Regions from separate parts of the Mus musculus genome. Here region 2 is linked to region 1. Evidence: chromatin loops called from intact Hi-C (ENCODE). Cell type or tissue: left cerebral cortex. All regions are shown on one strand. Each heading gives the region's core, and the rest is flanking DNA. Links, peaks and the distances in the headings are about the cores only.

Evidence for each region. Peaks named below come from ENCODE experiments on the same cell type or tissue, not always from the same donor. Only the 100,000 strongest peaks of a DNase experiment are listed, where the experiment ranks them.
Region 2: it touches region 1 in a loop (2.4-fold over the local background); 2 of 42 quality-filtered maps call a loop at or near these places.

The regions. Positions count from the first base shown.
Region 1 is chr11:81,043,977-81,060,694 of GRCm38, reverse strand. All of the region lies in intron 1 of Asic2 (acid-sensing (proton-gated) ion channel 2), which reads left to right. It also overlaps the pseudogene Gm11416. Among named protein-coding and RNA genes, the nearest start is that of Gm51910, 83 kb to the left of the region's middle. In left cerebral cortex, for the core only: no CTCF peak of the experiment used is centred there; DNase peaks (open chromatin) are centred at 4,741 and 6,668; H3K27ac peaks cover 1,303 bases.
Region 2 is chr11:80,904,874-80,921,591 of GRCm38, reverse strand. The region is part of intron 3 of Asic2 (acid-sensing (proton-gated) ion channel 2); the gene reads left to right. It overlaps Gm51909 (a long non-coding RNA gene), which reads right to left. Exons shown (of 3, transcript XR_003949743.1): 1 at 1-16,718. Among named protein-coding and RNA genes, the nearest start is that of Gm51909, 15 kb to the right of the region's middle. In left cerebral cortex, for the core only: no CTCF peak of the experiment used is centred there; DNase peaks (open chromatin) are centred at 8,039, 8,266 and 8,643.

The DNA of each region.
Region 1 (16,718 bases), core at 3,261-11,260:
CCTTGAAGATGTTATTCATTTATTCATTGGGAATACTTTGATTAAGGGACACTGTGTATCGTATGCTGATGTAGATGGATAGACAGAGATCCCCAAGTCAACACCCTCACAGCTTGGAAATGACAGAAGATAGATGCGATAAATAAATTATGAATTATGTAGGACAATGATCAATAAGTCAGGGGAGAGTGATATGTATTGAGAAGTTAAGAATTAAGATGAGGCTAGAAAAAGTCCCTACAAAAAGAAAGAGCCATGTGGCAGGAGGGAAGGAGTGTTCCCAGCGGACAGGACAGCAGAGGACCTGAGGTGGGAGCTCACCTGGGATGTCTAACAAACAGTGGAAATGAACTTGGCAGGCAGATGAAACCAGATCATACAGGGTCTTATCACTCCGGAAACTTGGCCTTCCTGTGCATGGGCTGGGAAGTAAGTGGAGAGTCTTGAGCAGAGAAACAGCATCCTCTTGCAGTGTCACTGTGGACACAATACTGGGTTGTATGTTCTTAGATGTTACCCTTAGATAGGCATTGTGCCTGTGCAACTCATCTAAAAATATAAGGTTTAATCCCAGTCCTTTTAACAGCTGCTATTACAGACCAGGAGGGTGGAAGCAGACAAGGAGGTCTCCCTTAGATGCTAATCTAGGCAAGAATGAGGTGATGGGAAGAGTCAGATGCTGAGTGTGTCTGGAACCAGAGCTAACAGAATTACAGCCATGGGGATATTCAGGTTAAAGAAAGTGAGGAGGGTGACGACAAGACCTCTTGGTCTGAGAAGCAGAAAAATAAAGTTCCCATCTGCTAAGATGGGAAGGGCGGAGGAGGAGACTGTTTGGGAAGAACTGTGAAGAGCCCAGTTTAGGACAGGCATGGACATCCGAGTGGATATGCAAGTGGGCAGCTGAGTGTCGGCACGATCAGATTGAGGAGGTGGACCAAGCCAGATTTACTTGTGAGTTCTCAGCAGATAGGTTCTTTTTAAATCTCTAGGACAGGACAAGAGCCTCTAGGAGTGAGAGCCGAGTCGACCCACTCAGAGAAACATGTGGAGTCCGTGCCTAGACACACAGAAATGAGGTGCATCTCCAGCTCCAAGAGAGAGGGCTGCAGGGACACATGGCCGTGGCTGGTAGAGGGAAGCTCAGGGCTCTCTGAAGAGGGTCCTTCAGCCACCCCTCAGGGTGGAGAGCGTTGCTCAGGAAGAGGGGATGAAGTGTGTGAGGGGAGGAGACAGAACAGAGTATACAGCTGGCCCACAAGGTCTGTGAGAGGGGGAGGGGTGCATGGTAGTAAGAGACAGGCCTTGGATATAATCATGTGGGATTTGGCTTTGTCCCAAGTACAACTGAAAGACTGTACATGTGTAAATGTGTAAACGCCATCGTCAGACTCACTGGCTGGACCATGAGAGGCGTTTCCGAGTTGGAGGTGGGATCAAGGCGCTCCTATGCCAAACAGCTTCAACAATCATCAGGAGCCTATAGGTTTTGAGTCCTTCATTTGTCCATGGCACAGTCACTTCCCTGAAGCTAATCAAGTATTTGTCAAGAGTGAAGCCACATTTGGGGTCATAGGAGGTAGTAAGGAATCTTAAGCATGTGGATTCCATATTGCTTTAACTCTGCAAGCCACTTAATGGGAGAGGTATGACCAGTGGTCCTAGTTAGTGTTTGTTGTGGGATACAATACACTGGCCAAAAACAATCTAGGGGAAAAGAGGGCACTATTTCAGCTTACAATTCTAGGTTACGGTCCATTACTGGGGGGTCAGGGTGGGTCACAACAGCAGGAGCATGGGATAGCAGGCCACATCACAACCACAGTCAAGAACAGAGAGAGATGGGCGCATGCTCTCACACCTGCCTGCTTATGCTGAGCTAGCTTTTCCTCTCTTTAACAGCTCAGAGCCCAGCCCATGACAAGGTGCTGCCTGCATTAAGACCCACCCACCGGTGGGTCTTTCCACCTCAGTTAACTTCATTAAGACAATTCTCTGCAGACCGGCCCATAAGCCAACCCAATATAGACAATCCCTGATTGAGACCATCTCCCTAGGTGATTCTAGACTGTATCAAGTTGACAACTAAAGCCAACCACTACAATATCTGTATTTTAAGGAACCAGTGCAACAGGCTCAGAGAGTTGTACCCCAAGTTCAGCGTTAGCAAGACCTAACGCAGGGAGCTAGGCATTGAAGCTGGGTCTGTAAGTGCCTCCCCAGTGAAGCATTTCCTGTCACACAATTTGCCAGACCTTGGATGGTTAAATGAATAGGCTAAACGCTTCTCACACTCCAGCCACACTTGGCCTTTCCTTGACATGCTGTGGATCGAATTTAAATACTGCCTTTTGAATCAATGCTCATTTTATTAGCAGGAAGCATTTAGAATGAGCCATTACACTATCATGGGGGCTTTTATTACTGGCCCTTAATAAATGTTTGATGCTCGAAATGGTTATGAGCCCACAGTGTGAGGACGGTCCCACCTGCTCCCTCCCCTGCAGTCTCTGCCACAAAATTAGCTGAAGTGTTCGTTAACAGAGTTATCATTTAGCCTACTTTTAACTGGCATGGGGCCAGAAAAATAAAATAAGCGTATCAAGAACCACGGAAGGCTATTTAATGATAGTGAAGTTAAATTGAGAGAGTTGGCCTTCCCACTGGCTTGTTATCAAGAGCCAAGTTTCCAAGCAAGACACTTCATAGCATGATGCCTAAGCCTGCATAAAACTTATTTATTTACTCTCAAGACAGGGGTTATGTGTGTCAGCTTCCCACACATCTTGCCCCAGCAGAGCTAGTGACATTTAAGGAGGCCTGGGTCACAGTGATCTGTAAACAGCTTGGTACATGCATCTCGTTGATTGACTGTAGCCATGCAGGTGATGGTCCTATGTCCCTAGGGTACAGATCTCCCAGGAGAATATAGAAAGGGTCCCCCCAGGCTGGAGCACCACATAGGCTGATACTGGCAGTTGAAGGTGACAAGATGCCAATTCATGTTGCGGTCAAGCCACCTAGTTCAGTGACCATGTGCCAAGTGTCGTGACAACTGACAAAGTCAAGCCATTTCACTGGAGTACCCACTGAACACAGAACAATCTCATGTCTGGATGATGGACAAGTTATAATACCTGAAGCTTTTACTGAATGCTCACTACACACTGGGCATAAGGCCAGTGTGTATGTGTCAGCTCTGTGGCCCGCTCAAGAGCTGTGTAAACTTAGTTCTGACATTATCTCTAACCTTACAAATGAGGAAACCCTGAATCAAATGGTTAAGCACTTTTATCAGGGCCTACCATGCCTTACGACCTGTGGGCCGGGGGCAAAGGTGTACGTAGAAGCTTATATAATACATGTATAAATGTTTCCATGTTCTGAAAACAGCCAACAGATTTTTAAATAAAATGTCTGTCGTTCCAGTTGGCCAATACACCTTTACAAGCACTTCAGTACCTGGCTGTAACTTGAGATTTTTTAATTTATTTTTAATTAATTAATTAATTAATTAATTTACATTTCAAAACTGGAAACCAGGAAGGGTATGGTTCCTGGCTATGGTTACTCAGCCAAGTTCTGTGAGGCTTCTTCGACATACATGTGAGCTCCCCAGTTCACACATCCAACCTCCAGCACCCCAATACGATTGGCCACTCTTTGAGAAAGGGGCTTCATATGCCAATGCCGTGGTCTTTCTCCTTTACAGAAGATGGAAGTCTACCATCGTGATCCTGGAGGCTGACTTGGGGTCTTTGGACAAAGATCCAGAGCCGCAGTGTATGAGCCGCTTTTGTGTCGCTCTAACAAAATACGTAACAGAAACAATTCAGAGGAGAAAGGGTCTTTTATTTTGGCTCATGATTTCAGTCCATCCTAGCAGGGGAGGCACAGTGGAACATCCCCGCTCAGGGCAGCAAGACTGTGGGGCAGAGGCTGTTCACATGGTGCTGGAGTGGAAGGCAGAGAAGGAAACAGGGGCAGCCATAACCTTCAAAGACATGCCTCTAAGGATGTGTCTCCTCCAGTTAGACTCTGCCTCTTCAAGTTCCACAGCCTCCCAAAGTTGTGCCATCAGTTGAGGAATAAGTACTCAAAGCATAAGCTTATAGAAGACAGTGAAGATTCAAATCAGAAAACCCAGTGATGTGGAATGTGGTCTGTGATCAGAACTTGGGTTCTGGGAAGGCATGTCTTCATGGATCCCATTGTTAAGAGGTACAGATGGAAGAAAGCAGGGATATGCCCTCTATAGTACTTTTCAGAACCCAGAGCAGGCCCCTCTTCTCTGTGTCTGGGCTGGCATTGTTTGGCCATTCAATCAGCAACATCATTTATGTTTGAACCCAAGCTCTTTGGCTCCAGGACCCATGGACTGGACTCCCCTGAGCTATTTTTATCTCCTAAGTCCTAAATATAGATCCAGGAGTCAGGTACAGGTCACTGGAATTCCAGTGTTAGAAGAGAGAGCTAGATAGACAACTTAAAAAGCATCTGACCTAACCACTACCCACTATTGCTTCTATTCAGATGGAGTCTACAAAGATTAAGAGGATTTCTCAAGCCAGGAAGTCAGCGGCTCTCCTGCACCCATCCCTGCTCTATCCTGCCTCTCCCTGATCCACCTGCCAGCTCTCTACTGAGGTCCTAGAGAAGTGTCATTGGGAGGGCCAGCTCCCTTCACGCTTTATCATATATTCTCCGATGCAGAGGCGGAGAGTCCCATTCCCATCTGTGTGTCACGCTGCAGAAGTCCTGGGTGGCGTCAGTGTGTTCCAATTAGCTTCTGAATCATATTTGTTGTCTTAAAATATTTATATCCAGCCACTTCCCACCTGCTAGAATTGCATTCTAGCCTCTCCCACCACTCCCCGCTGTTGCAAGCCCACCAGATCATTCTTGTCACTTGAGTTGACCAGGGCACGGGGCACTGCTGCTACTAAGTGTGATAATGTATCCTAATCAGACATAAGCAGATGCATGCTGCCATGACCCAGGGCACCCAGTTCCTGCGCGTGGAGTTTATTGCTTCTGACAGTGACACGTGGCTTCTACCAAATAAAAGGCTGTTTGCTGTTCTGTTTATACCGTCTGCTGATCTACACCCCTGCAGGGTTTTGGGGAGGCTCCCAGCAGTCAGCTGCAGGGGTACATTTTACAGGCTACTCTGTGTCCAATTACCCTTCTTAGTGGTCACAGGAGGCTGGAGCCTCTTGTGGTATAGGTTCCTCTGACATTCTTCTATATCTGAAGAGCATTTTTTTTCATGTGCTTTTAACACAGTGGCCACATACTGTGGTTGAAAACGGGAAGAGTTTTGTTTTGAATTTTTTATTTTCCTTTTGTGGTGTGTATGCATCTTTGTGTAGCATATGTGTATGGATGTTTGTGTACGTGTCTCCACATGTGTACATGGAAGGAGATGTGTGTGCATGATGTGGAAGCCAAAGGTCCGTGTTAGGTGTCTCACTGTTACTCTCCCGCTGTATCTTTATGAGGCACTGTGGCACACTGAACCCAGTGTTCATCCATTGGCTAGAATGGCGAGCCAGCAAACTCCAGATCCTCCTTCTGCAAAACGCTCTCAGTGGTGAGATTACAGATGCACACACACACACACACACACACACACACACACATACCCTGCTCTTAGGGATCTGAACTCTGGTCTCATAATTAATCAGTAGGCACCTTAGCAATGGACCCATATCCCCAGCGCTGCATTTTAACTTTATGAATTACGATTTTAATTGTATGTATTTTTGATATTCTGTAAGATTATTTGATACCTAGGTAAAGTATATAATGACCAAACTGGGTAGTTAATATCTCCATCTTCTCAAATACATTGAAATATTTGGTTAGTATGTAATCTGTACAGGTTGGTAAGGTACAGTTCAGTGCATGAATGTAATACAGATATATGATGTATGTAATCAAAGCAGATGAATTAATGTTACCAGCTCCTTGCCATGACTCTGTGCCCGGAGCCTTCACGCTCCGCCCTCCTAGTTTTTCTACTAGGCTTTTGTGAACTGCAGCTCCCCAGCTTCAGTTATTAGGTGGACAGCATTGAATTAGATCTGGGTGAAAAAGTAGTGTGGGGTTCATATCCAAGTTCAGCTCTTCATTTTTAGCCCTTGCAGAATGGGGCTGGCGAGAGAGAACTATAGCAAAGAGAAAGATTTCCCTGCGCACACGTTGTGTGCCCACAGCATAACTGGCACTTGACTTTGAACCAGCACTGCTTCCTTAGTCCTGATGACACATGGAAAAGGACTGACTGGGTATAACACTCAGAGAACACTGAGGCCCAGGAAGGATTGAGAACATGCCCGAGGTTGTGCTGCCATCCATATGGCTTTCCTGAGTCTAGAGGATTCCAAACAGGCACCATGGCCCTCGTTTCCACAGGCCACTGTCATGTGGATCATGGGCTGTGCAGCAGCTCCTCTGTGCCAGCTCTCTGCTCAGAGAGGTTGGCGTTGGGCTTACATCTTCCTTTTTACATTTTCTTTCCATTTTAATAAATAATATGTCACCATTCGGGCAAGCCAGCCGAATAATAATTTGTCAAGCCCAGAGCCCAACTTAGCTTGTTCCCACACTCGTTCTCCTCCTCCCTCCTCTCTGTCCCATCTTCACACATCCTTGCAAGCTCCAGACATTTCTGCCTGGGTGCTGTCACCATCCCCCGAGAAGTGGCAAGCAGTAAGCCTTTCCCCAATGTTTTCTACCAGCCTACTGTGATCAGCTGTATATCTCCGGGTTGGAGGAGAGGAAGGCAGTGGCTCTGAAGGCCCCGATGAGGTACCCCACAAGCTACGTTTCATCAGACCCTTTCTGCCAAGACTTTGGCATTGACTCCCTTTGGCAGTGGTCTTGAATTTTGAGTGTAGTGGGTATGAGGATGTCTTGATTCATAAAGCACTTGCCTTGCAAACACAGGACCGGAGCATGATCCCCAGTGCTTACAGAAAAAATACCACATATGCTGGATCACAGAGACAAAGGGATGCCTACAGTGTAGTGACTAGCCACCCTAGCCAATCAGCGAGCTGCAGGCTGTGAAAGACCCCGACTCAAGGGGAACAGACAGCATTCCTGGGGATGTTACCCAAGTTGTCTTTCAGCTTTCCACACCCTCATGCCCAGAAGTGCACATAAACGCCCTCATACACATTCACGAGACACATATCTTGTTTTAGAAAGATACGGAAGGTCATGGGTTCTCTATGTCCTTATAGAGTTCTCAGCATTATAACAGATTTGAGAACAATTTGTAGACCTGGTCTCCGCAAGCAGCAAGGCCCTGTCAGTCACTCCTTAGGGCTGATTCTTGGGGCCCTGTGCCTTCTCTGTATCTAAACTTATCCATGTGGTGGGTGCAGATTCCTTTGGGCAGGGGAAAGTCTTCCAATAGAGACCCTGGCTATTGGAAAGGAAAACACACCAGACCTGGAAGTTAAGTGTGGGAAAAGGAAAGACTCTGACCAAGGATCCGGAGACTCAAGACAGTGAGGGAGGGAGAGGCCTCAGTGGCTAGGGGGAAGGGACTTGCCTGAGTGGCTATTAAGAAGAGTCTAAGTACAGTTAACTAGTATTTACTAGCTACTAACTAGTTTTTAAACAAAGAGTCTATGTACAGTTAACTAGTGTTTTCCCCTCTTTGAAAGAATAGCTAAACCACCTTTGTAATTAGAACATTAACATGCAAATTACACCACTGAAGGACTTGGATGTGAGTTCTATCAAGTCAGTACTACATTGCCTCAGAACCCAGGGTGGGCTTGCAAGTTGCTCAGCAAGATTCTCCCACAGACCACTGGTGGTGAGCAGCTGTCCGTGGAAAAAGGCCAATTCGGGAGAAACAAACATGAGTCCATGGGACAGGGTCTTCTTTCCTCCATTCAATCCAAAGCCATGTATAAGGAGTCCTGAGACAAAGCAAAAGTGTCTATTCTTACAGCATCAAATCTGCAGGGATTCAATTAGAAAAAGTGGCATGCTTTTGAGCCCATAAAATATTAATATCTGGCCATTTACAGGAAACAGCGTCAGAGAGGCGCCTTTCCAATTGTTCCCCTCTTGAGATCCATCACAGACTATGTCAAAGAGGACAATAAAGTATGAACCTTCTGTGTGATAAAAAGTTCACTTTCACCTAATCCTGGCTGGTTCATTAGAAGACCCAAGTCACTGGATGCTGGCAATCCACAGGCACAAAATGTAAGGGCAGCACAGCCCTCACGTCTGGGCAACCCACAGACTGCAGCACGTGCAGACAATTCTTCATGAATGTCACCATTAGGAGTGAAGCGAAAACCAGCCACTTGGCCCCATTTACAGCTCCATCCCTCATAGCTAGCTGGGCTCTCCCTTTTTCTGTTTCAAACCAACACATAATATTTTACATATTTATGGAATCTATTATGACAATTTCAGACAAATAACTGATGTATAATAAACAAATCAGGGCAGCTGCTATTTCCACGCCCTCCAGCATTTAGAATTTCCATACCCAAGCATTTTTAAGCCATCAATTTGTGTATAGTCTCTTTAAAATGCCTTCACTAAATGGAAGGAAGGAAAGAGAAAAGGGATGGGGTGGGGGATAAAAGGAAGGGAAAACAATCCTCTGAATCAGCTTGTGGTGAAAACTCACTTCCTGAGAGTGAGTTCCCTGTGGTGAGTCCAGGTTTTAATTCTCTGACATCCACACCTCCTCTTCTGCTAAGAAATGGGAAATTCCTGACTCGTGGAAGGTTCGGGAAAGGCAGGTGCATGATTCTGGCCAATGATGTATATGAAGAAAATTGCTTCCCTGCTATCCCGTGGGAAGCCATCCTTAGAGGTCAACATCATGTATGGCCAGATAGCAACTCCTTGACCAGCGTCCACCCTGCTAGTGCTTCTCAGCTCTTCCCCCTCAGCTCTCCTCCCCCCTCCCCCACTTCCTTCCTTCGACATTCCATGGCATCACTCCAGTGTGAGCATGTGCAGTCGTCTGTACACACAGTGTTCGTGTGATGAGCCTTGAGGAGTACACCTGTGAACCCACACCATCCACACAACCAAGAAGACAAACAGATCTCTCAGGCCTCCTTTGGGTCCCTCACCCTTCCTTCATCCTCTTGCCTAGGAAACCCCAGATGTCACTTCTCTGTCAGGTTAGTTTGCATATTTTAGAACCTCATACAAATGGAGTTATAGGATGTCCTCCCCTTGGTATTGGCCTGACTTCTTTAACCAGGAGTCATAATAATGTTTTGACTCGTGTGCACTTTCATATATAGAATAGCGTGCCCCTCTCTATTGCTGGGTAGTTTCTCTATTGTGTAGGAGGCATGCCACCTTTTAAAACAAGTCTATTTTAAGCTGTTAATGGTCACAGGGCTGTTTGCAGTTTAGGGCTCTTACAAATAGCACCACCAGAGAGCCTCTGTTTACAAGTGTGTGCGTGGACTTATACTTTATTTCTGTTATTATTTCTGAGTAAACACCCAGGAATAGAATGGAAGGTACACACTGTTTCACATCCCCACCAGCACATGGGAATATTCAGCATCTCAGTGTCCTCTTTTAAAAAACAATTGTGGCTGGGGAGGAGATTCAGCTTGTAAAGCATTTTCCACATAAATGCAAGGGCCTTAACTTAGATCGCCAGCACCCACGTTCATGCCAGGCCTGGCCCCAATCATCTATAACACTAGAGATGGGGAAGCAGGGACAGGTGAGTCTCCTGAACTCACTGACCGTTAGCTTAGTTGAGTCCGAGTTCAGCTAAGGTTCGGTGAGAGAGCCTGAATCTAAATAAGGGTGGAGAATAGCGGAGAAAGATACTTGACATTAACCACTGACATGCACATGCACGTGCGTCAACACACACACACACACACACACACACACACACACACACACACACACAAATACCACACATGCAATGGACACAAAGGTTCTGCTGGGGTCCGGTGCAAGCCAGGCCCTGTACTTGCGAGGCAGAAGCAGGAGGATCAGGAGTTCTTGTCACATCCTTTCTTACACAGAGAATTTGAGGTGAGGCTGCGCTGTATGAGACATGAGACTCCCATCTCAAAAACAAAGCAAAACAAAAACTCCTACTTAGAGTTTCACTTGGGTTCATTTAATCTATAAATCAGCTTAGTGAAAATTAATATGTTAATAATATAGAGATTTGCTATCTATTATGTGGCATCTTTATATTAATGCAAGTCTTTAATCCAGTAATATTTTCTACTCTTTAGTGTATAGCTCTTATCTATAGTCTTCCAAAATTAATCACTATTTAATGTTTTTAATATTGTTCACAATGGTATTTTTAAACTTCATTTTTAATCATCTATAGCTAGTATATTGAAACAATTATTTGTGCATATTGACCATGTAAGATACACTCCTGTTAAATGCACTTATTCATTCTGATAGCTTGTTTTTAACTTCTTGGGATTTTCCACATAGATGGTTATTTCCCATGAACAAAGGCAGATTTACATCCTCCTTTCTGATGGGCATGCCTTTTATTTATATTTCTTGTCTTTGTGAACTAGCTAAGCCCTCCACTCCAATGCTGAGTCCAGTGACAAGAGCATGGACTTTGCCCTGCCCTTGGCCTCAGAAGGAAAGAATTCATTCTTTACTGTGGTCTGAAAATGGCTTACCCTGCCTGAGCCCTCAAAGTCTTATGTTAATGCTAGAAAGAGAATTCAAACTTAATCTGAATGTGGTGTTATAAGCAGGGATCTTTGGGGAATGGTTAGTCTAGGTTAGGAAGGAGCCCCCACAAACAAATTGTCCTGGTTTGCTTTTGATTGCTGTGATAAAACACCATGACCAAAAGCAACTTGGAGAGGAAAGAGCTTATTATGTTTTATAGGTTAGAGTCCATCATGGAGGGAAGCCAGGGCAAGAGCTCAAAGCGGGAACTGAAGCAGAGACCATGGAGAAACACTGCTTACTGGCTTGTTATCCATGGCTTTCTCAGCCTGCTTTCTTATAGAACCCAGCACTGCCTGCCCAGGCAGGGGTGGCACACCCACAGTGGCCTGGGCCTTCCCACATCAATCATTACTCAAGAAAATGTCCTACAGATATGTCCATAGGCCAGTCCAATGGAGGCACTTCCTCATGTGACCTTCACTATTCCTAGGTGATTCTGTGTCAAGTCATTTTAAAAACAAACAAACAAACAAACAAACAAAAACTAACCCACACATGAGTCCTCAGGGTGTTACAACAAGACAACCTTGAGCTACGGAGGTAGTTCAGTGGTAGCACATCTGCTTAGGACAAGCAGGGCCCTGAACTCAATCCCCAGCAATGAAACAACTGGCAGTGGGACATGAGACCAGATACATATACATTCACAGTGCTCCGGTCATATATAATGCAGTCCAGAGGAGCCTAAAGCATACTGTTTGGACCCTATAACCCCCACAGCCGTGACCCAAAAATATATGTCTTCTCTCTACAAAGTGAATGGCTTCTGGCATTTTACTAAGCAACAGCTGACAAAACACTTTCACTGTTCAATATTATCAAAGTCTTCAGTGTCTTTACTGAGTTTTAGTCTGCGTATTTGCACATAACTGAGAGAGGTGGAGACAGCTCACGCCATAGTCGTGGGTTGTGGGTTTCTCCTCATGGCACTACCAGGCTTTATTTTGTGCATTTGGAAGCACCGTTATTGGCACAGTCTTGTCACTATGCACTTTTGGTGAACTGATGCCTTTGTCATTGAGGGGATGTCGATACTCCTTGTTCTCAAACTGTCAGGTATCCGCAGAGCTACTACAGCTTCTTCTTAAGGGAGTCAGCATGTTTTACCCTTTTCATTCCTCAGCTTTAATCTTTGCCTTATTTTTAATGTATCCACTATATAATTAGATTTGCGGTAAGAAATTTAGAACACCGATTTGTGAAGGTAAATTCCGCTTGTTAGAGTAAAATGGGATTGCTTGTAGCTCCCGGAGCTAAGGGGCAGCTTTGATCTTTGGTGAAACTTGTAAGTCCACAGCTTTCTGATCAACCTTGGTTGCTCCATAATCTTTTCTTTCTCCTTCTCAGTGTGGAAGAACTCACTGCCCCCATGCCGGGGCTTCTGGCCCTTCGTGTGGACTTGAAGGCCAGTGAGGTGGCTGAGATTTATACGTTGCTGAAGTCAGTTTTAAGGGAAGCAGCAATGATGAAGGTCTGCTGTGTTATACACAGAGGAACTTGAGAGAGCAAAAGAGGCCCAGTCACAAATAGTAGGTCACTATCCAACTGCATCCAGAGGACCCCTGTCCTGTCCTTACAAGGCCCAGTGAGGATGACCAGAATCACCTTGGTTGTGATACTGGTGTATAAACATCTCACATGCTGACTGGAGGGGGGGGGCAATTGGTGTGGTTGTGTTGTTAGTAATGGCTCAATGGCTAAGCAGCTCCCATGGAATGTCTTTGATAGAATAAAATCTAGACACTTTGCTAAGCTCAGCCACCTACGTACTATCGTTCTTGTAGGCACCAAACAGTTCTGTGACAGCGACAAGAACTTTTATTTTGTTTTTAGGCTTTTTAAAGACATTGTTATTGATTCTTTGTAAATTTCATATCATGCACCCCAGTCCCACTCATCTCCCCGTCCCTTCGTATCCACCGTGTGCCCTTGCAACCCTCCCCTGCAAAAGAAAATAAAAAATAAAATAAAAACAAGACCAAAAAACCAAATCTCATTGTGGAAGCTGTACTGTGTTACGGTGTGTCACACAGTATACCTTTCTGCCCAGAATCCTTAGTCTGGTTTGAGGCCTCTGGCTTCTGCTACACTCTCAATACTGGATCTTTACCTGGACTCCTCTCTGATATCCTGTTGTTGCCTTGTGTCATGAAGATCCTGCAGCTTTGGCTCTGCAAAACCAGCCCTTCACATGCTCCAGCAGTTCATACATAGGGTAGATGTTGGGGTGGGCCAACTCAAAGCCCTGGATGGTAGCTGAGTTAGTCAGCCCACCAGCTCTCCCACACCCACACCACCAGGGCAAGCTCTCCAGCACTACACTGGTTAGCCCTGCCTCCTTAATGACACAGCCAGCAAGGGACCAGGACAGCTCTCCAGCTCTCACACCTTTTGGCAGGATCACCTGCACCCCTACCCCCAGGGCCAGCTCTACTGTGCTTCCCAGATGAAGTGCAGGGTCCACTCTCCCAAATGCTGCAGCCTGTGAGGGCAGAGTCAGCTCTGCACAACCCTTGGACATCAACATGCTCCCAGGCCGCAGCCCAGAGCAGGGATGTCCACAAGGCCTTTGGTGGGAACATGGATCCTGAACATTGACACAGACCCCTGAGGTTGCATGCCTATGAATTCAGACACAGCCCTCAGCAGGAGCTCAGGCTGGGATTTCACCATGGCCTCAGGTCACAGGGCAAGCTGCTCCTGTCAGGCTGTTCCTCACACCCCCACCCTACCCACCCCATTCCCATCTCTAGTTCTGCCTCTCTTGATAGAGCACAAACAGTTCCTTGTCTCCTTCTGTCCCATCTCTCCATCACTCACTTGCACATTCTAGAGGCTCTGCTTATGGGTGGACCACATGGCAACGCATGGGCCTCTGGGAGTCTTCTGCCCATCAACAAGAACTTTCTTAACCTTGGTGTCTTCCATCCACTTTCAGACAAGAGCCTTCTTAACCTTGGACTTGGCAGCTGAGTGCTTCCTCTTGTCTGGACCTCTCTGGAATCCATGGGAGATGTGGGTTACCTGTGACTGCACTGGGGATTCCCCTCTCTTAGTTTCTTAACCTTAGGCTTACCCTTCTTAGCCATGTCTATCACACTGACGCCAGCCTTCCTGACTTCCTTCTTTGTGTCCAGTTTCTCTGCTTTTCTCCCAGCCAACATGGAAGATGGGAAAGACTACCCTGTGTCTTCAAAGTTGCACTTCTTGAGGACAGTACACAGTTGGTCTTGTTCTTGTCACCAACACTCCTGTCATCTAGCACTCTTTGCCTTGACTTTGGATGTTGAGGCCACTTTCTTTTATCTAGTGGGATTGCTGACATGTTTGGGTTTAAATCCACCATTTGATGTGGTTTTCCTATTTCACTTTTTTCTCTTTTCCATTTACTTCTCTTGCTTTATTTTAGATTATTTTATTTATATATCTATTTACTGACTTTGTTTTGTTTTTATTTTTATTTTTTTAAAGCAAGGTCTCACTATTTATCCCAGACTGGCCTTAATTTGTAGTTCTCTCCCCAGCCACAAAACTGTTAGAATTACTGGCATGCCCTATTAGGTCCAGCTAATTGGCTGTTTTTCATTATTTCATTCTCCCTATGGTATGTCTATGTGTGTATGTCTGTGTGTGTGTGCCTGTGTGCCTCTGTGTGTGTATATCTATATGTCTGTCTGTCTGTCTTCCTCTCTATTTCTCTCTCTCTCTGTATGTGTCTCTGTCTCTGTCTCTGTCTCTGTCTCTCTCTCTCTCTGTGTGTGTGTGTGTGTGTGTGTGTGTGTGTGTGTGTGTGTGTGTGTGTGTGTAAGCATGCATGTAAGTATGTGCACAAGAACAAAGAGAGGCCAGAATTTGATGTGGGATGTCTTTCTTGGTCACTTTCCATTTATATTTTGAGTTAGAATCCCTCCTTGAGCCTAGGTCCCTCTGATTTGACTAAGCTAGCTGGTCAGCAGGTCCCGGCATCCTCTGTCTCCATCTCCCCAGTGCTGAATGTGTGCCATATCTAGCTATTCTAGCTAAGTTCTTGGGATTAAACTTATACTGTCATGTTCATGCACCAAGCACCTTACCAAGTAACCCATCTCGCCATCCCTTTTGTTGGTTTCTCACTGCTATCTCTTTGCTTTCTGTCTTTAGGGGTTGCTCTAGAATTGAGTTTCTTAATCTTGGTGCTATTGGCATTATGGCTACAAAACCCTTTCTTTCTTTGGAGAGCTGTCCTGTGCAACTTACAATACTTAACAGCACCCCTGGCTCCTCCCACTAACTGCCAGGAATACTCCTCCCCTTGTTGTGATGAATGTCCTCAGGATCCTGTATGGAGGACTTGTTTTGTTTAGCAGTGTCAAGGCTCAAACCCAGGGCCCTATACATGCTAGCAAGCACTCTACATGCAGGGCTTAGAGATTAATTATATTATAGTCAAGCCTATATAGCACTTTGAGTATGCAGTTCAGTCTTTTGACATTGTGATATAATGTCATCTAAAATCATGATAGATTCCTTTCATAACTATTCTGGGATGCATTATACCCAGACGGTGTAAGAAACTGTCTGTACTCATGCACATACAAGCAGCACTAAGAAAACTCAGTGAGAAAGATAGAGAGGGAGGAGGGAGAGGGAGGAAGAGGGAGAGAGGAGAAGAGGGACAGGGAAGAAGAGGGAGAGAGAGGAGGGAAAGGGAGGAGGAAGGACAGGGAGGAGGGGGAGGGAGAGGAAAGAGGAGGGAAAGGGAGGAGGGAGAGGGAAGAGGAGGGAGAGGGAGGGAAAGGGAGAGTACATGGAGGTAGGAGAGCAACGTGGTGAGAGGAGAGTTGGAGAAATAAAATAGGAAATAGATTTTATCAAAACACATATGCATTATGAAATTTCCAATATAATTATAAAACTTTAAAAGCATATTTTTATCTATGTTGGTCCGTCATACTGCTTTATTTGATGCGTATTATCCATTTTTTTGTGGTCCTGGTGTATGTAGGATGGGCCAGCAGCACTGAGTGCACTCTCTTCCGCCAGTATCATGGCCATGCCTGTGACTTCTCCGTCAGCTAGAAACCCCGCCCCACACATTGTTTGTGCTTCTTCAACATAATCTCTTAACAGATTTTAAGATTAACAGGGAAAAAGTATCTCTGCTTATGTACTCTTTATATAACTTTAACTTTCCATCTGCTATCAATATATTTTCTGCTTAAAGGATTTATTTTAACATTTCATAAGGGAGCTGTCTTCAGATGATGGCTTCTGTCGTTTGGAGGTTTGAAAGAACAGCATTTCTGTCGCCTTTGGTTTTTTTTTTGTGTTTTTTGTGTTTTTTTTTTTTTAAATCTGTTCAGTAGGTAGAGGATTCCAGGCTAACAGTTGCTTTCTTTCAATACTTTAAAGTGTCTTAGGACAGGTATCATTTCTAAGGAGCCCCTTTCATGTTCATCTTTGTTCTGTGGCATGCCTCCTTTCTCTGACGACTGGGTTGACATGACTGGTCACTTGATGCTGTCCCACAGCTTGCTGGGTAATTTCTGTCACCCTGCCTTTAGGGTCACTGATCTGCAGTGTCTGAAGCACTGATAATTACACCTGATTTCTTGTCCACGATGCCTTTTTGTCTCTAAAATGCTAACGTGGGTATTCTTATTTATTCCTCTGTCTGTTTCTATTGGGTTAGCACTTTCTTTTAACTTCTTAAATAGCTGGTTTGCAAGAGCGGCTTTAGTAACCTGTCTACTAATCAGATCGCATATTTCATGCTTGAGTCTGTTTCTACTGATGGAATTTTTTCCTCATTCTGGGTTGTAGGTCGTGATTTCTTTTGCATGCCTGATCTTTTTTGGTTGTTATTGTTGTTGGAAGTCAGGGACTATGTGAATTTTCCAGTGTGCAATGAGGTTACTTAGAAATGACTTTGGTGCCATCAAGGATCAGTATTCTGAAGGCTAAATCTCACCCCCTTTCCCTTCCTGTAAAAGAGCTAT
Region 2 (16,718 bases), core at 4,225-12,224, 140 kb after region 1:
CCACCTGCCATCCCTCAACGCCAGGAGCTTGCTCCTAACCATGTGTGCTTCCTAATGGATGACTCGTCCCCTCTGCAGCCACAGGAGACAGCAGCTGTAAGACAGTTGTCAAGAATTACCGCAGCCTAGAGAAAGGAGCGTGACAATGAGAGAGATTCATCAAGAAGACTTATAAGCCGATTGGGCAGTTCGTGATCAGAGCTGTTTAGCTACCCACCGGGACAGCAGGATAAATTACGACCAGAAGAATTAGCAATTACAACCTTGGCATCTTACGTGGGGAAAGCCCATTCCAGTCACCTGTCTCTGCGCTTGCAAAGTTTAGGGAGAAACGTCTGGAGGCACCCCACTCTGCATTTATAGCTTGCTTTGAACAACAGGAGGATGGTTCCTGGGAAAAAGAGTGAGATTGGTATTTATAAATGATTTTTCCCCTTAGGTTAGTCTTTCAGATCTATTTTTCCCCTCAAGTCCCATTTGGCTCTTAGCAGCCTATGGCTTTCAATGACGCGGGTCCTGCTCATTCTCTCTTCCGACTAACGTCACTGTCAAGCAGCTAATGGTTCCTAAACAAGCATGGCAGCCCACACATGTAACTGCCACTTAAAGGATACAGGGTTAAACCTGGAAAAATTACAGATCCTTAAATAATTGAAATAATTTCTGCTCTTGACCAGAGAGAACTTGGGTGAGGCTTTACAGATTAGACTTGCTTAAGTCAAAAAAAGAAGTGTGTGTGTGTGTGTGTGTGTGTGTGTGTGTGTGTGTGTGTATGGTATGTGTGTGTGTTTGTGTGGTGTGTATGTGTGTGTGGTATGTGTGTATGTCTGTGTGGTATGTGTATATATGTGTATGTATATGTGGTATGTGTGTATGTCTGAATGTGTGTGTTGTATATATGTGCATGCATGTATGTATGTATGTATTGTGTGGTATGTGTGTATGTGTGTGTGGTATATGTATATATGTGTATGTATGTGTGGTATGTGTGTATGTCTGAATGTGTGTGTTGTGTATATGTGCATGTATGTATGTATGTGTGTGTGTGTGGTGTGAGTGTATGTTCATGTGGTGTGTGTGTGTAGTTTGTGTGTATGTGTGTGTAGTATGTGTATATATGTGTATATGTGTGTTGTGTGTGTATGTCTGAATGTGTGTATGTCTGAATGTGTGTGTTGTGTATATGTGCATGTATGTATGTATGTATTGTGTGGTATGTGTGTATGTGTGTGTGGTATATGTATATATGTGTAGGTATGTGTGGTATGTGTGTATGTGCAATTTGTGTGTTTGTGTGTGGTGCATTGTGCATGTGGTGTGTGTGTGGTGTATGTGTGTATTGTATGTTGTGTATGTGTGTATGTGGTGTGTTCATGTGGTGTGTGTATATAGTTTGTGTGTATGTGTGTGTAGTATGTGTATATGTGTGTGTGTGTATGTCTGAATGTATGTGTGTGTTGTATATATGTGCATGTATGTATGTGTGTGTGGTATGTGTGTATGTTCATGTAGTGTGTGTGTATAGTGATGTGTGTGTGTGGTGTATGTATATGTGTGATATATGTGTGGATGTGTGGATGTGGTATGTGTGGATGTGAGTGTAGTATGTGTATGTATGTATGTATATGTTTGTGTGTATGTGTGTGGTGTATGTATGTGTGGTGTGTATGTGTGTATGATATGTGTGTGTATGTGAGTCTGATATGTGTGTGTGGTGTATGTATGTACGTGTGGTATGTGTGTGTATGTGAGTGTCATGTGTGTATGTGCAATTTGTGTGTTTGTGTGTGGTGCATTGTGCATGTGTGTGTGTGTGGTGTATGTGTGTATTGTATGTTGTGTATGTGTGTATGTGGTGTGCCTGTGTTTGTATGTACAGATATGAATATATGTATCTATTGAGCATCCGACATACCATTAGGGAAATACTGGGTTCTGTTTGCACATCATCTCATCAAAGCCCTCCAATATGCAGGTTGATTTCCTGTGTCATGTAAAGAGAAGTGACATTCAAAGAGGGTCAACATCTTGCTCAAGGCCACCCAGCCTGAAAGTGGGAAGAACTTAGACTATCTCCCTCCAACCTACTGCATCTTTCTACTCCTAACATAGTCCCCACCAGTTCCTACCTAGGAATTATCTGGAAAGCACCAGAGATAAATCAAGTTTGGGGTGGTGGTGGTGGTGGTGGTGGTGGTGGAAGAGAAGGAGGAGGTGGTGGCTTGAGACAGTTTCCTGTATTGTTGGTTGACCTTGAGCTACCCATGTAGCAAGAATGATATTGAATTCTCCTCCTCCTGCATCTACCCCTTTAGTGCTAAGATTGTGGATACTCTTCTATGCCTGGTTTTCTGCAGTGCTTGGGATGGAACCCAGGGTTTCATGCATGCTAGGCAAGCACTCAATCAACTGAGCTAAACTCCTCAGGCCTTATGTTTGTTTTTAAGCAACTGGGAACGACTCAAATTTAAACCCTCAGGGCCATAACTATGTGCTAGTTGACTGTGGGGTCTAGTCCTCAGGATATGAGGTCATCCTCTCCTTCCAATAAGAAGCATGGCAGTGACTCAGAAAGAGAGCTGGCAGGGGTGAAGATGGGAAGAGTAGGTTCACTGTGTAACAGGACCAGGGGCCTGAAGCTGTGGGTTCATGTGGTCTTGAGCCAATCACCTAGGATCTGTGGGCATCAATCATTTCATCTGTGGGATGGTGGTATGTCTTCATCAATAGTAAAAGGAGTCTTGAGCAGAGATTCCTGGGACAGGAATCTCCCAATGAGTCTCTAATAAAGCCATCTTCTTCCCTAGGCCACTAGTTGTCACCTGGTATTAGAACAAGCAAGACCACTTGGTTGTGAGGAACATAGGAGACTGGTTCGTGACCTCAACATCAGGCTATCCCCAGAAGTGGAATTTCAGGCAGGATTCTTCGTGTCTCTGCTGCAGTCTTCTTGCCTGTGTGACAGGGATACCAACAGTCCTCCCTCATATAGATCTCTGTAGAGTGTCGATGGATGGGTATTAGTCATGATCTCCACTCAGCTCTTCTCCTGTCATGACTGTGCCACTGTCTCAGAGTTGTGACGGAGACGTGACTCATACCACTTTGGAAGGCTAGTTCCCAGGAGTTGCTTGAAACTGCTTATCTGAGATGGTAGAGACTTGAAGGAGAAAGCCTGCTTCAAGGACCATCTTATCACAGCAGCAGAAAGAGCATCTGGGCATTTTGTGGCTGAAGTCAGTGTTGCTTATGATCTTCCCACACTCTCTCTAAAGCTTCCACCCTTGAGAAGGCAAGCACATGTGGTGACCCCACTCGTTTGAGCATCCTCTTTTTGCCAAACCTGCACTTGTGCTAACTGTACATATGGGAGGCTCTAAAACTTGGAGATGAGCTATCCAGTGGCCATGGTCATTCAGATTCAGGACTAAGTCCCAAATGTAGCTCTTAAGCACTCAGAACAAGGGATGTTGCTACTTCAGTTCACCACCCCTGATGCTACACATCCCCCATATGGAAGCAAGTTCTCCTGAGAGATGAGTGGAGGCTGCAGGTGGTCTCTGAATCTACATCTGTAGCCTGGGAAATTTTCCAATGGTCACCACCTTCAGGTATAAAGAGACTCTATGGAGAAGGTTCAAAGAGACTCTATGGAGGTTACAGTTACAGCTTCCTAGTGCAGGCTCTATTTTCCCCCACAAGGGGGAAGCACTGAGCAAGAGACACATCATCCAGCAGGTCCCAAGAGCTCAGGCAAGGTGAACACCTCCCTTCTCCTCACCTTACACTCCACAAGAAGAAAGTGCTGTTCCAGAAGAAGAAAGGAGAAGAAGGAGGAGGAGAAGGTGAAGAAGGAGGAGGAGGTGGTGGAGGAGGAAGAGGAGGGGGGTGGAGAAGGAAGAGGAAGAAGAGGAGGAGGAGAAAGAGGAAGAAGATGCAGAAGAAGGAGGAGGAGGAGAAGGAGGAGGAGGAGGAGGAGGAGAAGGAGGAGGAGGAGGAGAAGGAGAAGAAGAAGAAGAAGAAGAAGAAGAAGAAGAAGAAGAAGAAGAAGAAGAAGAAGAAGAAGAAGAAGAAGAAGCACCACCGCCGCTGCCACCTCTGAGCCTTAACTCCATGACAAATGGTGTGAATATGACAGTCTATGTGCTAACTTATTTAATAGTATCTCTGACCCTATGCCCTAAATATCAGTATAGCCATTGTGTGAATAAGGAAAGCAAGGCCCAGAGATATTTTAAACCTTCCCAAGACTCCCACAGTACAATGACCACAGCTGCAATTAACTGAACACCTGCTCCACAGTAGGCATTGTGCAGAGCCCTTGGCAACCATGAACTCAGTTACCATGCTCATCAAATCTAAGCTAACCATGATGACCGTAAGAGTCATGGGTATTCTATGTGCCAGTTGGAAACAAGAGAGAAACTAGAACACAGTGCTGAGGTCACTGATGATAATGCATTACAGACATTTTTGGAGGTAAAAACATGTACATCCTAACTGATAGATAGAGAATCCGCACTGCAATGGGAGCAGCTGGTAATCCTAACTTACTGATGGGGAGACTGGGTAACCACATGAAAGAACTGGAGTCCAAGCCCACGTTTGCCTGAGGCTGTAGCCCAATCTTCTTACCACCCCTCCCCCATGCTGACAAGTACCTTGCTAACCCTCCCCCCAGGACTTTCCCTTTGGTCTCCAGAGTAAACCTGAAGGTTGGTATCTGTGCCTACACATCCAGAAACAGAGCTGAGAATGAAACTCCAGACCTGCAGAGTCCTAAAGTTCCATGGGCTTCGCAGCATCACCTGTCACAGGTATTGTCTACAAAAATTGACCTTGCTCCATTGAGCCACCTGAGAAAGTAACAGTTCAGGTCATTGCAGGGCCCAACTGGAAAAGTGAGGAAGCCTGTGGCCAGGCCCCATCCTGCCACCCGGCTCTCTTTTGGTGGAAAATACAGACATTCCACTCTCTACAGCCATATCTCACAGGCTCACCTGGGAAGCAGAGCCATGGCCCATGGCCAAAGATCCAAATTCAGCCTCTGAATTTCTCACTTTTTCTCAAGCTATGAAAAAAAAAAAAAAAAAAAAAAAAAAAAAAAAAAAAAGCCTGACAAACAGCAACTCAAGGGATGAAGGATTAAATTTGGCTCACAGTTTACAGGGATCCAGTCAATCATGGTTGGGAAGAAAAGGTGGGGGGGGGGGTGATGCAGTTGGTCACATTGTATCCATAGCCAGGGTGATGCAGCTGGTCACATTGTATCCATAGCCAGGGTGATGCAGCTGGTCACATTGTATCCATAGCCCGGGTGGTGCAGTTGGTCACATTGTATCCATAGCCAGGGTGATGCAGCTGGTCACATTGTATCCATAGCCAGGGTGAGGCAGCTGGTCACATTGTATCCATAGCCAGGGTGGTGCAGTTGGTCACATTGTATCCATAGCCAGGGTGGTGCAGTTGGTCACATTGTATCCATAGCCAGGGTGATGCAGCTGGTCACATTGTATCCATAGCCAGGGTGAGGCAGCTGGTCACATTGTATCCATAGCCAGGGTGGTGTAGTTGGTCACATTGTATCCATAGCCCGGGTGGTGCAGTTGGTCACATTGTATCCATAGCCAGGGTGAGGCAGCTGGTCACATTGTATCCATAGCCAGGGTGGTGCAGTTGGTCACATTGTATCCATAGCCAGGGTGGTGTAGTTGGTCACATTGTATCCATAGCCAGGGTGAGGCAGTTGGTCACATTGTATCCATAGTCAGGAAACAAGGGCTAATGCTGAAACCACTTAGCTCTCTCCCTTTTCCCTTTATATTCATTTCTTACCCATAAGCTGCTACCACAGAGTCTGGGTGGGTCTTCTCAATTAAACCTGTCTGGAAACACACTACAGACCCACCCAGAGGTATGTCTCCCAAGTGGCTCCAAATCCAGTCAAGTTGACAGAGGAAATTGGTCATCAAAGACTCTAAGCCCAGGAAGGAAACCTCAAAACTCAGACACAATTCCTATCCAGGAGTCGTGGAGTGCTAAGTAACTTTGATGACCCAGGGATTTAACCCAAAAAATAGATTTCAAGGCCAAGACTCCACCACTTGTGGAATATATTTTTAGTCAGGGGGACAGGAGGCTTTTAAGGTGGTAAAATAACTCTGACCTGTGCCATGACCTCTTGACTTGATTTCCCCTTCTGTGAAATGTGAGTAGCAGCCGTGGCAGATGGGACACACTCATTAGAGTAGATATGGATGGTCTAGAAATTTAGGCCCTTGACCTGGTTTTAGGAGGGAAAATCTTTCCAGCTATAGATTAATCTTAAAGATGAATTCTAACAAGAACTCACTGACCAAGCCCAGTTGCTCAATACATGCCATCACAAGGCATATAAGACTCAGAGGCTTAAACGAAAGATACCTACTTCCTCATGGCTCTGGGGGCTGGAAGTCCAAGATGCCAGGGCTGGTTTCTGACAAGACTTTATTCAAGACTTACTTCCCCTGCTGTTCTCAGAAAGCCCTTCTCTGTATACATAGGGACAGAGAGGTCTGTGTCTCTCCCTCTTCTTATAAAGACACCAGGACAGACCCTATGTTCTTATTTAACATTAAATTATTCACCCAAAAGACCTGTTTTCCCATACAGTTACTCTGCAGGAAGAGTTTCATCATAGACATAGGGAGTAGGTATACCATCCACAGTAGAATGTATCCCTGTTAAACTCCAGAGGCAGGTGGTATATTGGTCTTGTCATAGCAGTCCTTCCTAAGGGCCAAAGATAAAGTCACATAGATAAAAGGTCATATATGCTCGAAAGTATTTCATGGATGTATATTAACAGTCTTTAAAAGTAGTACAAGATGGGGACTAGAGAGATGGCTCAGCAGTTAAGAGCATTTGCTACTCTCACAGGGGACCAATGTTCAATTCCCAGCACTCACATAAGATCTCTAACTCCTGTGCCAAGGGATAAATGCCCTTTCCTGGCTTCTAGGGGCACCCACCTGCACATGGTGCATATACACAACATGCATACACATTAAATAACTAGATGGGTTGTTTGTTTGTTTGTTTGTTTGTTTAAATAGCACCATCCAAGATTATCAATTCATCCACACAGATTGGCACGGTTTAGTGGAAAGGAAAGTGGATTTTTTAAGGTTGTGAAGTAGCCCTGATCTGTGTAAGAAACTGCTTAGCAGAGCAGGGGAGATGGCTGTCAGTAAAGTGTCTACCACGCCAGCATGAGTACCCAAGTCCAGATCCTCAGCATCTATGCAAAAGCCTAGCACGAGTGCATGATCTGTAACCTTGGGATAGGATTGTGTGGTCAGGTGGAGACAGGAGGATCCCTAGAGCTTGCTAGCCAGCCAGTCTAACTGAATCTGTGAGCTCCAAGTTTGGCAATGAATCATATCTCAAAAGATAATGTGGGAAAAAAGTAGAGAAAGACACCAGACATCTACAATGTCCAGCTTTCCTGCACACATGCATGCACAAATGTACATACTTATAGAAACATATGCATAGCACACACACTCACAAAGAGAAATGAGTGCCCAGAACTAAAGTATTGCTAGAGACGGGGACAGGAATGTTCCATTTGGTGGACCAATGGAGAGTGATAGATTTGCATAAACCATCATGAGCTCTTGTGAGAATTAATTATTTGGGGATTTGTGGTACACAGTGTGGTGCCACCAACATCAAAACCAGGGAGCCAGCCTAGACATGAAGCAGGTCCCCAGCTGGCACAGGGCTGAGCTACAAGACAAAGAGCCAAGAGATCAGTGGCTGTCTAGGAGTTAAGTGCCAAGAGTATGAGCCTCAGGTTTCAGAGCTCACCCTCACAGAATTCCATCGAAGACAACCATGCTTTATGCCTGGGGAAGTCCACCATTTCCCCCATGGAAAGCTCCAGGAAGGGATCAAATGATAAATGATGGATCCCGTGGCAACTGCTCAGTGTGAACGGGCCTCTGACTCAGCCATCTGGGCTCAGGAATGCCACAGACTTTGATCACAGCATGTTACAGATGCAGAGAGGAGAGCCTTCCAGGCTTCCACACATGGGCTCTAGGGTAGTTCCTGTCACACAGGAACCCCTGTCACTGCAGTATGTCCCAAGGGAGGTGAACATTCAGGGACTCAGACCACCAGGTTGGTACCTATGCCTGGGCTCAGGCTTCTGCTTTCATCTTCTCTCATTTCCAAAGAGCACATAGAACTGAAGCCAACCCTGTCCCAACTGCACAGAGCTGTGCTTCCAGTGAGCAAACACACTGGGGATATATACCAACCTGGATCCAACTCTAACTTTAAATGTTGTACGGTGGCACATGCCTGTAATCTCAGCAGTAAAAACACTTAGAAGACTGGGACAGAAGGATTATTAGTCTGAGGTAAGCAAAAACCTAGGTTACTTTTATTCTTAAAAGGGAAAACAATATTAGAAAGATTCCCATTCAAAAAAAAAATAGACTGTGAATGGAAATGGATCTAAGCCCCATCAACACTCTGACCCCACCCCCAGCGCCTCCTCCCCCACGCCTACAAGAATGTCCCCAGTGCCATGTAAATGTAATGTATTTTAAGGGGAAAGAGTGGGAAGATGGGAGTTGGAGATGGATGGCTAGCCAAGGAGCTTGTGAAGCCAGATGGGAATGCAGTGGTAGGAAGCAGACTGCTCAGGATCGCCCCAGTGTACTCCCTGGAGGCGCCATTCATGCCTCAGGCCACATGAGTGGAATAAGAGGTTGCTGTTGTGCTATGTAGTCTACTCCTTGTGTGGCTGGATCCTGGCAGCAGCAGCCGCTGAGAGGTCCAGGTTCACATACAAAGGATGCTCCCACTGACCCCTTCTGGTTTGTTCATTTCATGATGTTGGGAGATGAAAGATGGACCCAGGAATTTTCTAAGAACAATTTGGAACCCAAGTCACCACTTACGGAGCTTACAGAAAGGGAGTGGGAGTCAGAGAGAAGGACTCCGAAAACTATATCACCAACGCTGATCAGGTGTGGGGCCACCTGGGTCCTGAACTGGGAAGGACAAAAGCCCCACTTAAAGCAAGGACCTGGCACCAGAACAGAGGGCCTAAAACCTGGCTGAGCTCTGAGAGGTGAAGTGCTAACCCCACACAGTGAGCTTGCGAGTAGGTGGCCAAGCCAGGCCAGCATGACTTGTGCCAAGATCATTGCTCCAGTTAGTTTTTCACCACGCCACCTTCATCTCTACTTCGCTCCCTCTCATTCCAACCAGCAAATCACACACCAAGAAAACTGCTGAAGACGGCTGGGATTACCCACAGCTGTTACCCAGAGGCCATTAGAACACCACACCTTCATCACAGACACTCAGAAGACACATCTGCCAGGAAAGCCGGAACACTGGGAAGCTAACTGGAAGAGTACCGAGGGGTGGACTCTGCAGGGCCATACCTACTAGGATGTGTGTGTCCTGCAGGAGAATCTTCAGGCACTCAGCTAGCACTATGTCAGGCCTGTTCCCTAGACACCAAGCACTGGCCACAGCCTGCCACTCAAATGCCAGTTTCAGTGCATGACCTGAGGAGCCTGCTTGAGGCAAGGCCTCTTTATATGCTGTACTTTTTAAAAAGACACTGTTTTCCCATGCTGTTTCTTCTCATTAAAACACCCTCCCCATGCCTGATCTTCCTGCATTCAAGACTCAGTTCCTCATGAAGTCTCTCCTGTGCCTTCCTCCTGAGTTGGTCTGATCATGCCCTCTCTGAGGCCCTGCACCCCTGTATTTTATTGTTCCTCTACAGTACCTGGCTTGTTAGGTCATGTCTACTCTTTCTAGATTCTTATCCCACAGGCATAGGAACCATGCTATTCATCCTCAACTTGTCAGTTCCCAGCAGTGTTCCTGAAACACTGGGTACTGTTTCCTGGACACATGGAAGATGTGATGGATGGATGATGGATGAATGGATGGATGGATGGATGATGGATGGATGGATGGATGGATGGATGGATGGATAGATGGATGGATTATAGATGGATAGATGGTTGGTTGAATGGATAGATTATAAAGGGATGGATGGATTATAAATGAATGGATGGATGGTTGCTTAGGTGGATGAATGAACTTGATAGATGGATAGATGCATATTGGAGGGTAGATAAATGGATGGATGATATTGGAAGAATTGATGCGTGGGTGGGTGGATGGATGGATGGATGGATGGATAGATACTAAAGAGATTAACAGGTGGGCAGATGGTAGATGGTTGGACAGATAGATAGATGAAAATAAAACTGCAGAGCTGTTTCTGTAGCCATGACATCATATCTACAAACATTCTCATTTGCCACCGAGTAGAGCTAGCGCGCCCCGAAGTGAAAAGTTACATTTGAGCAAGATGCATTGCCATCTTTCAAAAACACAGCAACATTCTTCTTCTGCAGAGCCAATTTACATTTTCTGTTCTTGTCACATCCTCTTCCACTCACAGGCGGTTTGCAATGGATACGAACTTATGGTTTTTATTATTTGTCACAAATCACGGATAACTCACTTTTGAAATTGATCTTTGCTGCCTGGTAAAGTGCTACATCAGCCACTGCTGCTTCTGAGTCCCTGGCAGCAGGCACAGCAAACAGCACTGGCAACTTCAAAACGCGGGCAGGGAGTGGCTGACTTCTGAGTGAAATCCCCTTGTGGTCCCATTGGTCCAAACACTAATTGGGTATACTCTTGCTTAAGAGAGCAAATCCAGCCACTGCTCTTACAGGGAAGGGGAGCTCACTCTGTGTTTCTATAGTGCATAATAAGCTTTGCCCATTCCCTGAGAATATTTAGCCATGTGTGGTTTGCATTTGAAGCCTCTCAGCGTGGAATGCTTCCTCTCAATTCCAATTTCAGTTAAGTGGCGGTAGTTAGACAAGTCTTGGGGGGCGGGGCATCTTTGATTGACTGGTAAAGCCTGTCATACACCCAGGATGAAGGGAAAGGGCACAGTCACGTGGTGTGCCTTCTAGGGCATCATCTGCTCTACACTGCACCTTAAGGTTGTCTTGGCTGAGCCCATGTGCTTCAGGTGAAGCCTCTAGCGAGAACAGTGGGTCAGCAGCAGAGCCTGGATTTAGATGGGTCCTGACACTGCAGTCAGGTAGACCCTAGTTCAAATCCCACCCCTGCTACATCTCAGCAGTTTGGTATTAGATAAACTAATACTGAAGCTTGCTCCTTTGTGAAGTGGGGAAAACAGACATTTGCTGGCAGGATTGTTATAAAAGTAAACCATTCAATATTTTCCATATTGGGAAGGAGGTGGTCTGAAGAGCCTCTGTTGCCATCCTTTAAACTTTTGCATCAGCCTACATCTATCCACATGGTAATGACCTCGGTTCCGTGTGGACCCCACCCTGTGTGGTATATTAGAATACACAGTCCTTGGAAGGTAGCCTTTGAGAAGGACAGACATCTGGGTTTTAATCCCTTCTCTGCCACCCGCTAGCCATGCGAACAGAGTTGCTTCCCCTCTGTGGACCAATCTAGACAGATTCAACAGAGATCACTAAAGCATCAACCCATATGGCAAGTATGGGGATTCAGTAAGTCTACACCATAAAAATGCTTTGAACTGTACCTGGCCTGAGCAAGAACTCAAATGCCAGCTATACTTCCAATGCCCGTTAGCCGACAGGTGGACATTTGGGCAGTAGAACTTCACACCAAATCGTTGAGAGGTTTTAAAGCGATGACCTCAAAACCAGGCATATAATAGGTACAGACCAACTGAGAGATTCTATTGCCCCATCTCTTAACAGCAACTATAGCTTGGTCCTGAGCCCATCCTCCATGCTCTGACCTTGTGGGATGAACTTTCAGTGCAACAGGGCAGAGGCGTTAAGACTGTGCCTCCTCCCTTCTGGCTGCCTGAAAGGACATGTGTCCCCTGAGACCCCTCAGATGCCTGTGTTACCAGCTGATTGGTGGACTTGATTCTAGTGTTTTATTTGATTTTAGAATTGTTTAAAAAGGAGCACAGTATAATCATTTGCGAACACACTTAAATCACTCGGCAGGATGCAATAAAAACATCAAACTCAAAATTACAGCTCAAAAAGCAGGCTCTGATTTCTCCTCCTCCTGGGTGGGCAAGATGGAAGTGTGCACATGTTTTAGAAAGTAGGGGAAGGATTCACAAGGCATGGCTAAAAGCAGGAGAAGCTCAGGTTCTAGAACCTGGGTCTCCTCAATGCACAAGACCCCTTAGTGATAGGACAGAGTTTGAATGCCACATTCAAGGTCACACGAGGAAACCTAACTATAGACTAGTCAAAGACCCAAATGTGGTCCAGTCCTAAGCCTGCCACAGTACAGACCCATGGAGACCAGAGCACTGTATCCTCCCTGCTAACCCTCAGCTTTGCTGTCTAGAGAATGGGAAAGAGAAATGGCACGTGCCTCAAGGTAATAATAATAGGACTTCAGGGGTACGGAAGCCTCTTGAGTGTGAGCACCCCACTTCATTCATCTCTGTAGGCTCTGGGACCTGAAATATTTTGGGGGTGGACGACGCACTTGTCCAGTCAAGATGAACCACTGGCCTGAGGCTCCTGATGAGAAACTGCCTGGACTACACCCTAACCCCCACCTCCTGCATCCTTGAAGAGGCCATGTCACCTTGACTGAGCAACTCCTCCTTGGTGGGAGCTTTGCTGAGGAGCTGAGCACCCCTTTGACTGCATTCTCTAAGAGACATGACAGAGAGGGAATTTCCCCTTTGGCACCTAAGGCAATTTTTCCCCCTGGGGTATGAAGGCTTGCTGCTGGCTCTGAGCCAGGGTCACGCTGGTCTTGTCCTGATCTAGTTCTCCAGACAGAAAGAAGGAAGAAAACCCACTCTAAGCCAAATATTAAAGCAGGCAAGTAGACTGAGAGCAACCCGCCCACTCAGTACCCTGGGCCCTGGCTGGCCCTGCACCCTGATTTACAGACGGCTTTGAAGAAGCTGGATTTTATAAGTAAGGCTCTGAGGGACTGCCATGTTGGCTCAGCAACTCTCTCCTCTCAATCTCAGCCAGTGCATCTCATTGCTGATACAGTCTTGGCAACGTGGTCCAAAACCAAGCAGATAGGGCTGCAGATAGAAGACCCCAGAAGCCAAACAAAATAAGGGTGTGCTACAGTTTACAGTTTACCAATATGTGTTTGTGTATCTGTGTATGCTCATATGTGTGCAGTTATACACTCAAATGCGCCTGTCTGTCCATCTCCACAATCACATGAGAACACACTCAGTTGAGTTTTTTCGTTTGGTTGGTTTTTTTAAGACATGAATCCTAGGGATCAAACCGGCATCTTCATACGTGCAAAGCAAGCCTCAGATTGCATTTCTGAGTCGCTGATAGCAGAGCAAAGCCAGGTGGCCTGTCAGTTCCACTGCCTGTGTCCCATGAGGCCTCCCCTGAGTCAGGGACACAGGATGGTGATAAGGACACCCATGGAGACTATGATTTTGACTTCTTCAACATCCATTATGCATCAGGCACTCTTGGGGATGTTCCATCTTGTTATGCAACCAGGCAGAAAAACCTTAACATCCTGCCTTGAGAACTCCTCTTCAGGAGAGAGCTGCCTTTCCCCTAGGAAAACACCGTGGTGAGGTGAGACTCTGTGAGAGAGGATGTGGCCGCAGGCCAGGACTTTAGAGGAGGATGGCGGTGCCTAGGAATATCCTGATGCTGCTTCTGGAGAAAGTCGGAAGGCACCTGAGCTGCGATCAAGGAGGCAGCAGAAAAGGAGAGGAGACGGGACAAGATGAGGTGAGGTGAAGAGACAAGAGAGCCTGTCCCAGCTCACCCGCACATCTTCCCTGGGTCCCATGATCTTGTGCCAGTGGGCTTTCTGCAGAATTTAACCACCAGCTGCATTTTATACAAGTTCTTTATTATGGTTTGAGTGGGAACTGTCCCCATAGGCTCATGTGTGTTAAAGCTTGGTCTCCAAATGGCGGTGCTGTTTAGGGAAATTATGGACCCTCTGAGACCTTGCTGCTGGACAGAGGCCACTGGGGAGTGTAGCTTGAGGTATAGCTTGGCCCTTCTTCTGGCTTGATTCCTGCCTCCTGCTTAGCATCGTGCAATAATAAGCAGCTTCCTCTAGCTCCTGCCTCTATGAACCAAGCCACTCTACCAGGTCTTCCCTGTCGTCATAGGCTGTCAGCCTCTGAAAGTGTGAGCTAACATAACCCTTCCTCCCTTGTATTCTTTCTACCCAATTCTTTGCTCACAGCAAAGAATACCGTTGTGATGTCAAGCGGACTGGAGAGATATCATCTGAGGGTCACAACTGGGTTACACAGATATGCCCTTATCAAGGTTAATCTTTCGGCATTACTCTGAGGGGTTCAAGATCGGAGCTCATGCTTGCATGACACATCAGAAAGGCCAAGTCGCATGTTCAAGTTCCCCCAACTCAGTAGTTCAACAGTGCCTGAGTCAACTCCTGCTTAGTCTGAACCACAGAGTATACCTCGTAACAAGGCCAGGACTCCACAACATGAGGGGAAGAGATCAGAAGCCAGGCTAGAACAAGACTAAGGGCTTAGCCTTGCCATGGACTCTGGATGTGTTTTCCAGGACCTAGAGGGATACCATTCAAGAGAGCAACATGTCCACTCCCTGAAGCAGAAAGTTAAAAAGTTGATAGAAGGGTTGGGTAGGTGTTGGGTAGCCATCAGGTATGCCAGGTAGGCCTCCCTGTCTCACTCTCCTTTCCTCTCCTCCCAAGCCCAAAGTTCTTCCAGCATCCTCTCAATATCTCCTTCTAACTTGGAGCCTCAGACAGTGGGCTGCAGATACAACAGGGATAGGTCCCGAAAGATGGACCAGGGCCTAAGATACAAGCTTGAGCCACTAAGGACAGCTGGAACTCCAAAAGAGCACATCGGGCTGTAGTGCCACCTGCTGGTAAGTCTCAGACCTTAGGTCTGGGACTGTCTGAACCCTTTAGAGGTTGAAGTACACAGGGATGACACCAGACAGAGGAGGGGGCAGTCATTTCCTTTATATAAACTTCGTTATATAAAATGAAAAGCCTGTGGAAAGACCCTCAAGCAGTGTAGGGCGAGGGAAAGAGAATACAGACCTTCCTTTGATTTGCTCACAAATTTAAGCCAGTTATCACCAGCTCTGTGATACAGGGTTGTCAGGAAATGCAAGGTTCAAGGCTCAATCCTGGTGTTTCTCCTCTCTTCCTGACTGGCTCATCCACCGTCTGTTATAATCATGAACTCTACCATTCGTGATCCTAGCTCTCTAGCTCTCTCTCCTAGAACCTGACCTCAGGATCGAGCGAGTGACCTTCTAACTCACATGTGTGAATAGACGAGAGAGAGAGAGAGAGAGAGAGAGAGAGAGAGAGAGAGGGAGGGAGGGAGGGAGGGAGGGAGGGAGGGAGGGAGGGAGGGAGGGAGAGAGAGAGAGAGCTCCCAGGATCTACTTGTCACACTCCCCTGGTGCTGGAGTTACAGGTACACACAGCCACACTCAGCTTCCTATGTGAGCTTTGCACTCAAGTCCTTATGTTTGCAAAGCAAGCACTAAGCGATCTCCCTAACTCCTAGCCAGAAAGGCAGAGCTTCTCTGGCCCATAAACTCAAATGGTAAAGAGAACCAGAAAAAAAAAGAAAAGAAAAGAAAAGAAAAGAAAAGAAAAGAAAAGAAAAGAAAAGAAAAGAAAAGAAAAGAAAACAGAGTTAAAGCTGGAGATATGGCACGATTGGTAAAGTGCTTGCCCTGCATTATGAAGTCCAGGGTTCGATCCCCAGCACCACCTAAAACGGTGTGTGGTGGTACAAATCCTAGCACTTGGCAAGTGGAGGCAGAAGGATCCGATCCTCAACATCCTCCTTAGCCTCCGTGAGCCTGAGGCCAGCCTGGGATGCCTGAGACCTTGCTGAAAGAAAGGGACGTGGGTGGAGAGTAAGGACGGAGGAACGGATGGGGGACTGTATGTGATGTGAATGAGCATAGCCGTGACCAGGAAGCACCGAATCTATCAAGTCAGATGAGAAGACTTATATCTGGGCTTGAGGGGTGGGAGTGAAGACACCATAGAACACCCGAGGCCACCGCAGCCCATGACACAGTGGAGTTGAGAGCAGGGTTTAGGTCATTCTGCTGTGTCATTCTAGAGTTCCAACTGATGGTCTGAAAAGACTTTAGAGGTTATCTCGTCCGAAGGCACAGCCAATACCTGAATCTCTCTCCTCCAAGCCCAGCCAATGAGGATTCACTCCCAAGAGTATAAGGATAATGTCATTACAATTATACTGGTGGATTAGAAAGCTCTCTTTGTGTTGAGAACAATCCCTCTTTAGGATTAAATAAGGTAGTGCATTTAGCATGCCCGCCACAGTGCCTATAACATCAAGAAATGTTATCTTCATCTCTGCCTCCCTTATGACAACTACTCCTGTGTCTGTCTTTCCCTTGGGATGTCAGAAAACAAACCTAATTCTTCTTCCCTGAGACAGTCCTTCAGATAGCTGAAGACAGTGCTTCAGGGTCCCTTGAGGCTCCACTTGCCTCAGATAAACAAATACTCCAACCCACTTGCAGACACTCATTGGTAAGCGAGAGCCGTTGCTGTGTGCGCTATGGTTGCCCAGCTGCTGCTGTGTGTATGAGGCTTCAGCGATGCTTATGGAGCAAAGGACAAGGCAGCCACAGCAG